Linked DNA regions of Homo sapiens: region 1 is linked to region 2. A link is a contact called in ENCODE Hi-C or POLR2A ChIA-PET data. All regions are on one chromosome and are shown on one strand. Each heading gives the region's core, a stretch centred on a gene start or an enhancer-like site at or near the end of the contact. The rest is flanking DNA. Distances are from core to core; before and after follow the strand shown. Region 1 holds the start of SSH1 (slingshot protein phosphatase 1). Region 2 holds the start of APPL2 (adaptor protein, phosphotyrosine interacting with PH domain and leucine zipper 2).

Region 1 (5,420 bases), core at 1,143-3,642, 3.6 Mb before region 2:
TCCTCTCCCCTCCCCTCCTCTCCCCTCCTCTCCCCTCCCCTCCCCTCCCCTCCTCTCCCCTCCCCTCCTCTCCCCTCCCCTCCTCTCCCCTCCTCTCCCCTCCTCTCCCCTCCCCTCCCCTCCCTTCCCTTCTCTCTTTCTCTCTGTCTTGCTGTGTCACACAGGCTGGAGTGCAGTGGCACGATCTCAGATTGCTGCAACCTCTGCCTCCCGGGTTCAAGTGATTCTCCTGCCTCAGCCTCCTGAGTAGCTGAGATTATAGGTGCCCGCCACCATGCCTGGCTAATTTTTTGTATTTTTAGGAGAGACAGGGTTTCAACATAGTCACCTTTCTGAAAATTCAGTAAAAAATACCAGGCTAGCCATGGTGGCTTCTGTCTGTAATCCCAGCACTTTGGAAGGCGGAAGCAGGAGGATTGCCTGGGCAACATAGTTAAACTTTTTTTTTAAAGGAGCTGGGTGTGGTGGTGTGTACCCGTTGTACTCAGGAGACTGAAGCAGGAGGATGATTTGAGCCTGGGAGATGGAGGCTGCAGTGAGCTATGATTGTGACATTGCACTTCAGCCTGGGTGACGGGAGTGAGACCCTGTTTCAGAAAAAAAGTGAGAGAAAGAGAGGAAGGAAGGAAGGAAGGCAGGAAGGAAGGAAGGAAGGAAGGAAGGAAGGAAGGAAGACTAGTGTTGATGCATGAAATGGAGTTAGGTTCTGGCTTCAAATTACTATAAATGGGTTTTTCACCCAGGAAACATTTTGTGGGAATGGAGCAATTCTTGTTGGGGAGACTGTCCAGTGCATTGGAAGACATTTAGCATCCAAGGCTCTTGCACTCTAAATGCCAGGAGCTCTCCCCCTCCATCAGCAAGACAACCACAAACATTCCCACAAATCCCCTCTTAGAAACGCTCCGTAGAAGCTACAGTGCCCCCCACTAGAATCACCTTTGAGATGAATCGTGCTGAGACCCTGTGAATAACATGGAGGAGGTCACAGCCCCAGGACAGAGGGAGGGACGGGGAAGAATCCAGGAGGCTGCGTGGGTTTCCTGTTGGGCAGTAAGACAAATTTGCTAAGCTGCGGGGCAGGCTGGGACCACTGCGTTTGCGAGTGCTTGTGCAACATGCAGAGGTTGGGGGTGGGAGCCGGGAGATGAGATTTTGGCTAAAAGAAAAGTTTCCTACTACTAAGTCAAGCCAGAATTGCCTTCTTGGTATCTTATTCCATGTTCCCCTCTCCATCCCCATAACTGGTCACCTCTCCCCGGGACAACAGCAGCAGCCTCCTCCCTGGTCTCCCTCAGCCCTCTGCCCCGTGGTCCCTCATCCACGCAGCAGCCGGAGCGATCTTTCCAGAGAGGATGGAGACTCCAGCCATTCCTCCCCTCTTCCCTTCCCTGAGTGCTGGCCTCCGGTTGACAAACTTCTTCCTGCTTCAGGGCACGCTGATCCCCCCTGCTTGGAGAGCTGTCTCTCTGTTCTTTCACCTGTTAATCCTGCTTATGCTCAAGCCCAAGCCTCAGAATAAAGCTCTTCTGGGAAGCCTTCCCTGACCTCCAAGGAGTTGGCTGGGTTTCAGAACACCCAGAAAGAATTCATTGAAAAAGATTAGCAAAATACTTTTTTAAAAACGTGCCTAATAACTTGATTAACCTCTGCAAAATCAGGCGAATCTATTTTGCTTACTGTTTTTGTTTTTTGTTTTTTGTTTTTTTGAGACCGAGTCTCGCTCTGTCGCCCAGGCTGGAGTGCAGTGGCGCGATCTCAGCTCATTGCAACCTCCGCCTCCCAGATTCAAGCGATTCTCTTGCCTCAGCCTCCCGAGTAGCTGGGACTACAGGCGCGCACCACTGCGCCCAGCTAATTTTTGTCTTTTTAGTAGAGACGGGGTTTCACCATGTTGGCCAGGATGGTCTCGATCTCTTGACCTCGTAATCCGCCCGCCTCAGCCTCCCAAAGTGCTGGGATTACAGGCGTGAGCCACCGCGCCCGGCCCCAGGACGTCTTTTATTTCCTGGTCGCTGTACAGTCCTGTCTGCACGGTCGCCGGGCCTCAGTTTCCCCAGGCAGAGCAGCGGGCAGGGCCCCTGGGGCGTACGGGCTCCGGGCGGCGCGCGCGCCCCCGAGTCCCAGGCCTGATAGCGGGGCGCGCGGGCGGGGGCGCGTGTGTCGGGCGCGCGAGGGACGTGATCGACCAGCCGAGGCCTCGGGCAGCCCTCAGGGCCCCCGCGCACGCGCGCCTCCTCGTCCCGCCCTGCCCGCTTCCCCGCCCACTCCGCGCACTGAGGCCTGCGCGCGCCGGCGCGGGAGGCGGGAGCTGGGGGCGGGGGCGGTGGCGACGCCGAGGGGGAGGGGCGGGCCCGGCCCGGCTCGGCCCGGCCGCCCGCGCGCGGCTCCAGGAGGCCCCGGGCCCGGCCCGGGCGGCGGTGGCGGTGGCGGCTCTAGCTCGAGACGTCTGTGGCGCCCTCGCACCGCGCCGCAGCCATGGCCCTGGTGACCCTGCAGCGCTCGCCCACGCCCAGCGCCGCCTCCTCCTCGGCCAGCAACAGCGAGGTGAGCCCCGGGCTCGCCGCGCCCGGCCTGGGCCGCCGGACGCCGCGCCGAGGCCGCCGGAGCTGGGGCCGCGCGTGCGGGGCAGGGGGGCGGCTGCGCGGGCTCCTCGGGGCCCCGCCGTAGGAACAGAGCCGGGCAGCCGGACCGGGGTGACCGTGCGAGGACTGTGTGCGATGTGACCCTGTCTTGGGGAGCTGTGCGGGGACTTTGTGTGCGGTGTGACCCCTATCGGGGGGCGACTTTGCAGGGACTGTGTATGCAGTGCGACCCCTCTGGGAGTGTCTGCAGGATACTGTGTGTGCGCTGTGACCCACATCAGGGGGTTACCCCCATCTTGGGGTGACCCCTGTTAGGCGGAGACTGTGTGCGTTGTGACCCCTAAGGGTGACTGTGCAGAGACTGTGTGTGCAGATGTGACCTCGTGATTGTGTGGGGACTGTGATTTCAGGTGTGACCCCCATCTTGGGTTGACCTCTGTCTGGGGAGGACTGTGCGTCTGTCGGGACTCCCATTTGTGAGTGACTCTGCAGTGTGACCAGGGTCCAGGGGTGACTGGATGTGCAACTGGGACCCTTGATTGGGTGACTGCGTGAGCCGCTGGTTCTGAGACCTGTGGCCGGGGTAGTTCTAGGCCCTTTGCCTGTATGCCTGGCTGTGCGATGTGAGATGTGACTGTTGCTGACCTGCCGTCCGGGGACTGTGCCAGCGTGAGACAGGCATCTGGGAGTGCCCCTACAAACGTGTGAGATTGTTTCCCCGCCTGCCGCCTCTGGAGTTCTGTCTGTAGGCGTGCCCGTGTCACTGTGTGACGGTGACCGAGCGTGCTGTGGGCTCTGTGTGGCTGTGTTTCACGTCTGTGCGTGCAGCCTTAGTCTGGCTTTTCCTTTCTGTAACATCACTCAGGCCTGTGTGTTTATGTGCATCTATCTTTCTGTGTGGCTGTGACCCATTCTGGGTGATTGCATAGGTGCATTCCTGGGTTGCGTGTCCTGGCACTGTGCGCGTTTTTGTGGGTCTGTGTGTGGCCCAGGTCCGTTTGCCTGGCCACTTTTTCCTCTGGGGTTGATTGAGGGCACTGTTGCCCTCTTAGCCTGCAGGGTTGGCCTGGCTTGTCCTAGGCTGGGGCCTTGGGCCTCTGAGCAGGTCAGCCCTCTGTAGCTGCAGGGATGACCCTCTGGTCGCGCAATCTTGCCCACCATCTCTTGAAGAACCCGTCAAGGCCTCTGGTCTAAACTCTTACCTATAACAAGGCTGAGTGTCCGCCTGCAGACCCTTAGCTGTGTTTAGAGAAGACTGGAGGAGCGGCCCTGCGGTCCCAGGCCCAGGAAGTTCCGCAGCCAGCATCTGGGCTCTTCAGCCCCTTTCTTTGTGGGAGGGAGTGGGGGAAGTTGACTGATAACACGGGGGAGGTTTGTGTGTCTGAGAGAGACAAGAGAATAATGTTTGCATTTGGCTTGACAGCCCTGTCTCCTGGTAGGGTAGTTCTTCAGCCTTGTTTTGCTGGGATTGGCAGGGACATTTTCAGAGTGGCTGGGAAGTTGAACCTTCACAGCCCCCTCCTTGGAGAGGAGAGGCCATTCATGAGTTATCTATACACAGAAGGTTCTAGTAATCCCCCTCTACACGCTGATTAGAGGCAAAAGAACACTGGCGATCAATAGCCTGCTACTGAGAAGTTAGGTTGCAGGAGCGCCTTTCCTTCCCACAGCGAGGAGGGGCTGTTTTCTGTTCCGGTCACTGCTGTCTGGCAATTTATGCACTTAATCTCAGGTTCTCATCACAAAAGTTTATGTGAGGTAAGGGGAGAGGTTGGCTTCAGGCTGAACCTGTCAGCCCAGATTTCTGATTCAAAACCCCATGTTCCTAGAGTTACTTGCAACCTAATCTGTTCTTGTCTTACGCATTTTAAGGTCTTATTATTTTTTAGTTACATACCATAAATTTGCCATTTTAAAGTGTACAATTCAGTGGTTTTTAGTATATACATGAGATTGTGCAACCACCACCATCTAATTCCAGAACATTTTCATCCTCCCCAAAATAGGAACCCTGTACCCGTTAGCCCTCACCTGCAGCCTCCCCCTGCCCCATTCTCCCTAACCTTAGGCAACCACTAATCTACTTTCTGTATCTATGGATTTGCTTATTCTGGACATTTTATATAAATGGAATCACACCCTGTGTGGCCTTTTGTGTCTGGCTTCTTTGACTCAGCATCACGTTTTCAAAGTTCATGCATATTGTAGCATGTGGCAGTACTTCATTCCTTTTCATGGCTGTATAATACTCCATTGTATGGATGTACCACATTTTGTTGGACATTTGTGTTGTGTCTACTAGATACATTTTCAATTATTATATAAAGCATTATTTTTACCAAGTGCCAATGACCCTGATAAACATAAAGTAAAACTCAGGCAGCTTTTATTTGATCATAGCAAAGCTGCAGCATTCATTGCTTGGCTTTGAATGCGCTGGGATGTTTCCCGAAGGCAAGGCCCTCGTTCAGATGTGTTGAGGTGAGAAGCAAGGTGGGATGGAGACAGCAAGTGTGTATGGGGTCAGGAGACCTAGGCCAGGCCGGTTCTGCCCTGGTCCGCCCTCGCTTGAGTTGCTTCCTGTGTGTGGGCCCTGGCTCATCTAAAAGGACTGAATTACCTCTTTCATGTGTTCCTTGGCAGATGTAGTTTCCCTGGAATAACTGACCTGAGATGGCCTTTCATCTGAGAACCTCAGAGAGTGACCGAGAGTTAAATGATTGTGAAGTCCGTACCCCCAAGTCACGTCATCACTCTTCAAATTGCAACTTCATAATGAGTCAGACACTTAGGGCAGTGCTTTCCTGACACAGCCAGGCCTGCTGCCGGCGTGGG
Region 2 (5,713 bases), core at 2,505-5,004:
ACAAGTACCCACATGAAACCTCCACTTGATTGCCTAACGGGCATCTCAATCACAACAGCCTGAACAGCACTATTGATGCGCCACCACCAACAACCTGCTTCTCCCCAGGGTTTTCTGTCTCAGTAAATCACAGGACCATTTGCCCAATGGCTTTCCCACTTTCTCTCACATACTACATCCAGCATATCCTGTCAGTTCTACTTTCAAAATATGTTCAGACTTCAACTACCTCCCAACATTTCCATACCCTCGACTTTGACCTATATCTCTCAAATCTCTTGCTTGAAGGATTGCAAAAGCCTCTTCAGAACCCAGAGATAGTCTTTAAAAATGTAAATCAGACCCTGTCATTCAGTTGCTCATATTTACAGTGGCTTCCTGCCATATCAAGAGCAACACCCAAAGTCCTTCCCCATGGACTCAGCGTCCTCTGTGAGCCAGTGATTGGCATCTCTTCAACCTCATCTCCTCCCACTCTTTCCCGCCTCGCTGTCCTTAGCCACATTGGCCTTTCTGCTCCTCCTCAAAGAGGAGCAAGCCTCAGGGCCCTCACACTTGTTCTTTCCTTCGGGCTGGGCTTCCCTGATTCAATTCTCAGCTCAACAGTTGCACACCTCAAAGAATCCTTTCCACTTCCCATGATCCTCTATTCCTTTACTAAAGGTTATCATACACTTATCAACTTGTATTTGTTTCTTATTATTTCCTCCATTAGAATATAAACTCCATTAGGGCAAGGACTACTTTTTGCTTCAGCCTATATCCTCAGCTTCTAGAGAAGAGTCTAACACACAGTCGGTGCTACCTAGTGAATGATTAACGGCAAAAGCAGCATTGTGCTATCAAATGAAATGAGATTCATGAAAACATTTTTTAAACTCTGGAGTATCAATCATGTATAAGTTATAATAACACATTATAGTTTAGTAAGTATTTATCAAGCAACTGCTTTTGTGCTAGGTAATGTACTAGGCACTCTAATTACAGAAATAAATAAGACCAAGTTCCTACCCATTCTAGCTGGAAGGTTGGAGGTGGAAACAAAGAGAGGTAAGTGTTATTCTAGAATTATCTCGGCAAGTGCTACTGAAGCACACTCAAGGAAAGGAAAATGTATTCTGCTTGGGGGGACAGGAGTAAATGAAGACTTCATCAAAAAAGTCACATTAAACTGGGATTTGATGATTGTGGTTGGGTTTGTCAGACAAGAGGCAGGAGAAAGGGCTTGACTGGCAGAGGAAAGAATCTCAATGCGTGTGCCCTATCATGCAGTTTGCTAAGCATCTCCCAAAACAGCTGCCTTCTTCACTCCTGCCTTTCTCTCTTACTCCTGAAGCCCCAGGCCTTCTCTGACCTGGCCATCCTGGGTCCTTTTTTTGTGTCTCACTGTGTCCTTTTCCCCACTGGCCTTCAATGGGTCACAGGTTACACCTCCATATAATTCATCCTCTCTCTCTTCAGACATCACGACAACTCCAGACTGTCCATCTTTATACTTCCTGTCACCAACTTCACAGCTGACCAGGGATTTCAGAGACAGTGGGGTGGATTTCTAAAATCCACCTGCATAATAGTTTAATAGGAACAGATATATACTCTTTAATGAAACATTTTTAAATGTTCATGTTGACATAAAAATTCCTCTTATGTAGTTTCTCACAGATTATCAAAGGAGAGGATATTTGCCTTCAGAATTTAAATGAGAATCAAACAAGTGGGAGACAGTGCTTAACACTGAGCAGTCTATATTTAATACATGAATGAATGATTGGATGAATTAACAAATGAGATAAATTAAAACCATTTATGCATGTGTTGTATTTCCAGATCTACTTTTGTAACTTAGTTGTTTTGAATTTGGGATAGATTTTCCCATAGAAACAATGTTGTAAACAGTTCTTAAGTTCCAAGAAATCCCACTAAGGCTGTTTAGCCCATAATGTAGCAAGAAAATGCAGAAAAGTAATGGGATAGCTTAAACAATTTTTGAATGTTGAATACTAGTATTTGAAGAAAAGTAACTTTAATTAGAAGATGAGGTGGTACATGAAAAATGCTGTGATTCCCAAGGGGCTGTCTGAGCCCTTTCAAGGGTTCTGAGGGCACTAACTTCTTGTAATGCATATTTTCAAATTAAAATGTGCACATTTATTTCCCTGGGTATAATACTATCCTTGTACTGTTCTCGCAATCAGGATGAAGGAAGAGCATGAGTCTGGCCGTGAGGAATTAGATTTCAGTGAGAAGAGAGTCTGGGACACTGGATGAGGTAAAATGAACTGAATGGCAGGCGGTATAAAATAGAGGAAAGGGAAGAAATATGGTGTGAGCATGATTCCACCTATAGGGAAGACAAGAGTATGGTGGAGGCAAGAAAGAATAGGGAAGAAAGAATACTGTGGAGGAAAATATGGTAGATGGAGGCCATAAAATGGTTCAGGTCAGGTTGGCGCTGGCCAGACCAAGGGAATAATGGCCTTGGAGTTTTCAAGTGATCAGGCAGCATGCTACTATACTAGACTGTCAGAGGTGTCAGCAATGCAGATTGGGTCTTGATATACCTAAGAGGTCTCTGCAGAATGCAGAATTTATATATTACCATATCCCCTCTGTTGATTTTGGTGACACACATACTGCATGATTTTTTTTTTTTTTTTTGAGACGGAGTCTTGCTCTGTTGCCCAGGCTGGAGTGCAGTGGTGCCCTCTCGGCTCACTGAAACCTCTGCCTCCCGGGTTCAAGTGATTCTTCTGCCTCAGCCTCCCGAGTAGCTGGGATTACAGGCGCATGCCACCACGCCCGGCTAATTTTTGTATTTTTAGTAGAGACGGGGTTTCAGCATCTTGGCCAGACTGGTCTTGAACTCCTGACCTCGTGATCCACCCATCTCGGCCTCCCAAAGTGCTGGGATTACAGGCGTGAACCACCACGCCCGGCCAGTCTTATTAACTTCTAAAGAAGGAACTTCAGAAACCCTTGCCTTCCGTGTAAAAAGGTGTCACGTTCCACTTGCCAGTCTTCTTCCATCCCTCTCCCTTCCTTCTTTTCTTCCTCTGGCGTTTACTAACTGACCCTGGGCAGACCACTTATTTCTCTGGGTCCCATTTTCTCATCTCTAAATGACAACACTGGAACCTAGATTATCTAGCCCTTCCAATTCTAAACATTTGATTATGAAATTCTCCAAAATCACAAAACATAAACCAGGAGGACGAGACCTAATTATGACCACATCAAATAGCTGTGGTTTCCAAAGTGGTTATTTCTGATTATCACAGACGAGTCAGTTATCCAGCTTTTCTCCTCTTTTCTTTGTTCCCATAGCATAGGCGACCTCTTTGCTCTCAGAGCTGTTTCAGGGGCGTCGAAATTTATCTAGAAAAAGTGGTGTGGGAAGTGTGGGTTTTTCCTTCCATTAAAAGAAAAAATCTGTTCGCTCCTTCAACTCAAAAGGCTTTCTGGGTAGCCATAAGCAGATAAAACCTTATCTTTCTACCCTCGAGTTCCTCTTTTGGACTTCATATGCATTGACTTGACGGACCTTCAGCACAGAGAACAAACACCCGAAGGGTTCCCTCAGCAACGGGACTGGCACCCAGAGCCCCCCGCTCCCCGCGAGCCGGCGAGCGCAGGCGGAAGCGCGGGCGCCACATTTCCGGTGTCGGGACCGGAGCTCACCACACTTCCGGTTTCCCTGCCGGGCGCGCCACACTTCCTGTTGATCCGGCTCGGCCGGGGGCTGGGCCGGCGGGCAGGCGGCGGCGGCCACTGGCCAGGCGTGGACGCGCGCGGGGCCGCCGCGGGCACGGAGTGGCCGCCGCGTCGCCTGAGCCCAGAGCCGGGGAGTGCTCTCGGCCGCCGCGTCTCCTGCCCTCTGTCCTTCCAACCCAGCCCTCGGCTGAGCCGCGCCGCACCATGCCCGCCGTGGACAAGCTCCTGCTAGAGGAGGCGTTGCAGGACAGCCCCCAGGTACCTCCCGCCGCTCCGGTGCCCCTCGCCCGCAGGGGTGAGGCCGAGGAGGCCCCTCCAGCCCCGGAGTGGAGGCCGCGCCCCCGGCCGGGCAGCCGCGGGAGTGCGCCCGGCCCCCTCGCGGCGCCTCCCACCGGGTTCTCTCGGGCTGAGGAGGGGGCGGGCCGGGCCCTGAGTCCTGAGCCGGGGCAGAGCTGTGGAACAGGGGAGAGAGCCCCGCGGCCGGAGTCTTGATGTCGTGACCCCCCTGCAAGCTCAGCTGCAACTGAGTCTGCGAGATCTAAACTTTGATTCCATGTAGTAGCTGAGTGCCTCAGGAAAACCACCTTATTGTGCCTTAGTTTTGTCGTCTGTAAAATAGGAATAATAATTGTGCCTGCTTCATAGGGTTGTTAGGAGAAGTCAATGAGAAATACCTGTAAAGTTGTCAGCAGACAATGTCCGGTACAGATAATGAGTCAGTCTTATTACTGCTACTCCTAATGATGTGATGAGACTTGTGCCAGCCAGAATGAGAGGCAGAGGGCCTGGATCTCTTTTCCGGCGGTACCAGGCCTCCTTTTGGCACCGTTTTCCCATTAGTGAAGAGAAAAATACAGTACCTGCCCCATTTGTCGCACAAGGGAACTTCATTAGCACACTCGAGATGAGAGTCAAGTCCTTTGAGCTCTGCAGATGAAAACTGGTGTGTAAATATAGCAAATGAGTGCAGGATGACATTAGTTCATAATTCAGCACATCTTTCCCCAGGGGTCTTTTGTTCTCCTTTGTTTAACATTTCTCCAGCTTCGTACCTACACTCCTGGTTCAGCATCCCGGGTTTATTTAAATAAGTGCCTTTATTTCCTAGTGTCTCAACTCTTGAAAACTTAGAATAAGATTAACCTATTTTCGTTTCACACTTTCCCCTCTCTTTTGGGGTTCCTTCCCTTTTTCTTCTAAGTGAATAATACTTCCCAGGATGATCCTTGTATGGATTTACCTACATCGACAGTTCAGAATAAGTCCGAAGGGCTGTATGCATAGGTGTCTTTTGTTCATTTTTTGTGATCCTCCTAGTGTAGATAAGTAAGGAACTGGAAGCAAGCTGTGTGTGTGTTTTTTGTTTGTTTGTTTTGTTTTTTGGTAAGTTTGCATCCTCTGGACGACTTTTTCAAGGCCTCCCTTTTTTATATGGCTGTAGACTCCTGGCATTTTAATCAGACTAAAGCCCTTGGTAGAAGGCATTTTGTCCATGTTCATATCTGTTGTGTGGAATCTGAAGATAGCAATGTGAGATTTTAAATGATCACTTTGAACAAGGATCTCTGTTTGCCTTGCACTTATGGAAACTGAGGTGCACAGAAATATCCTGCTTTTCTAACCTACATGGTGATGCCTAAGCCAGGTTACAGTGATTATACTAACTGATTCTTGATGTTGTCCTCACAAACAGATCATATTCTTAATTTCCAGCTCTAACATAAAGGAATATACACTGTTTGTGAGTGGCTTAAAGGATTTGCCCAGCTGTGAGGAAGTAGACAGGACTGTAGAGCAAGTCAGGAGACCTGGGTTCTAATTCTGGCTCTCACGCTCACTTAGGATGTGATGTGGGTGAGTCTCTTCATCTCCACCCTGTAGCTGGCTCAGTTTCCTAATCTACAGAACATCTACAGAATGAGAGACAGGGAGGGAGCAGGTGATCTTCAAGGTGCTTTAGAGTTAACATTGTCATATCTACATGGTGTATAACTTTGAACTT

The links. A loop is a pair of places that touch in the nucleus more often than their neighbours do. ChIA-PET counts read pairs that join two places held with the same protein, here RNA polymerase II (POLR2A). Pooled maps may share reads with other maps.
Region 1: a loop to region 2 is called in a pooled map, with 4 times the contacts of the local background. The contact joins the promoter of SSH1 here to the promoter of APPL2 in region 2. A Hi-C loop is called at or near these places in 2 of 50 pooled maps. POLR2A ChIA-PET finds 5 or more read pairs at or near these places in 2 of 52 experiments (BJ and naive thymus-derived CD4-positive, alpha-beta T cell).

The regions. Positions count from the first base shown.
Region 1 is chr12:108,854,555-108,859,974 of GRCh38, reverse strand. It overlaps SSH1 (slingshot protein phosphatase 1), which reads left to right and starts at 2,392. Exons shown (of 15, transcript NM_018984.4): 1 at 2,392-2,547. The coding sequence starts at 2,479. RefSeq lists a silencer at 1,923-2,662 and enhancers at 3,093-3,142, 3,195-3,696, 4,811-5,420.
Region 2 is chr12:105,234,215-105,239,927 of GRCh38, reverse strand. APPL2 (adaptor protein, phosphotyrosine interacting with PH domain and leucine zipper 2) reads left to right here and starts at 3,754. Exons shown (of 21, transcript NM_018171.5): 1 at 3,754-3,969. The coding sequence starts at 3,916. RefSeq lists an enhancer at 3,371-3,871 and silencers at 3,736-3,875, 3,926-4,175.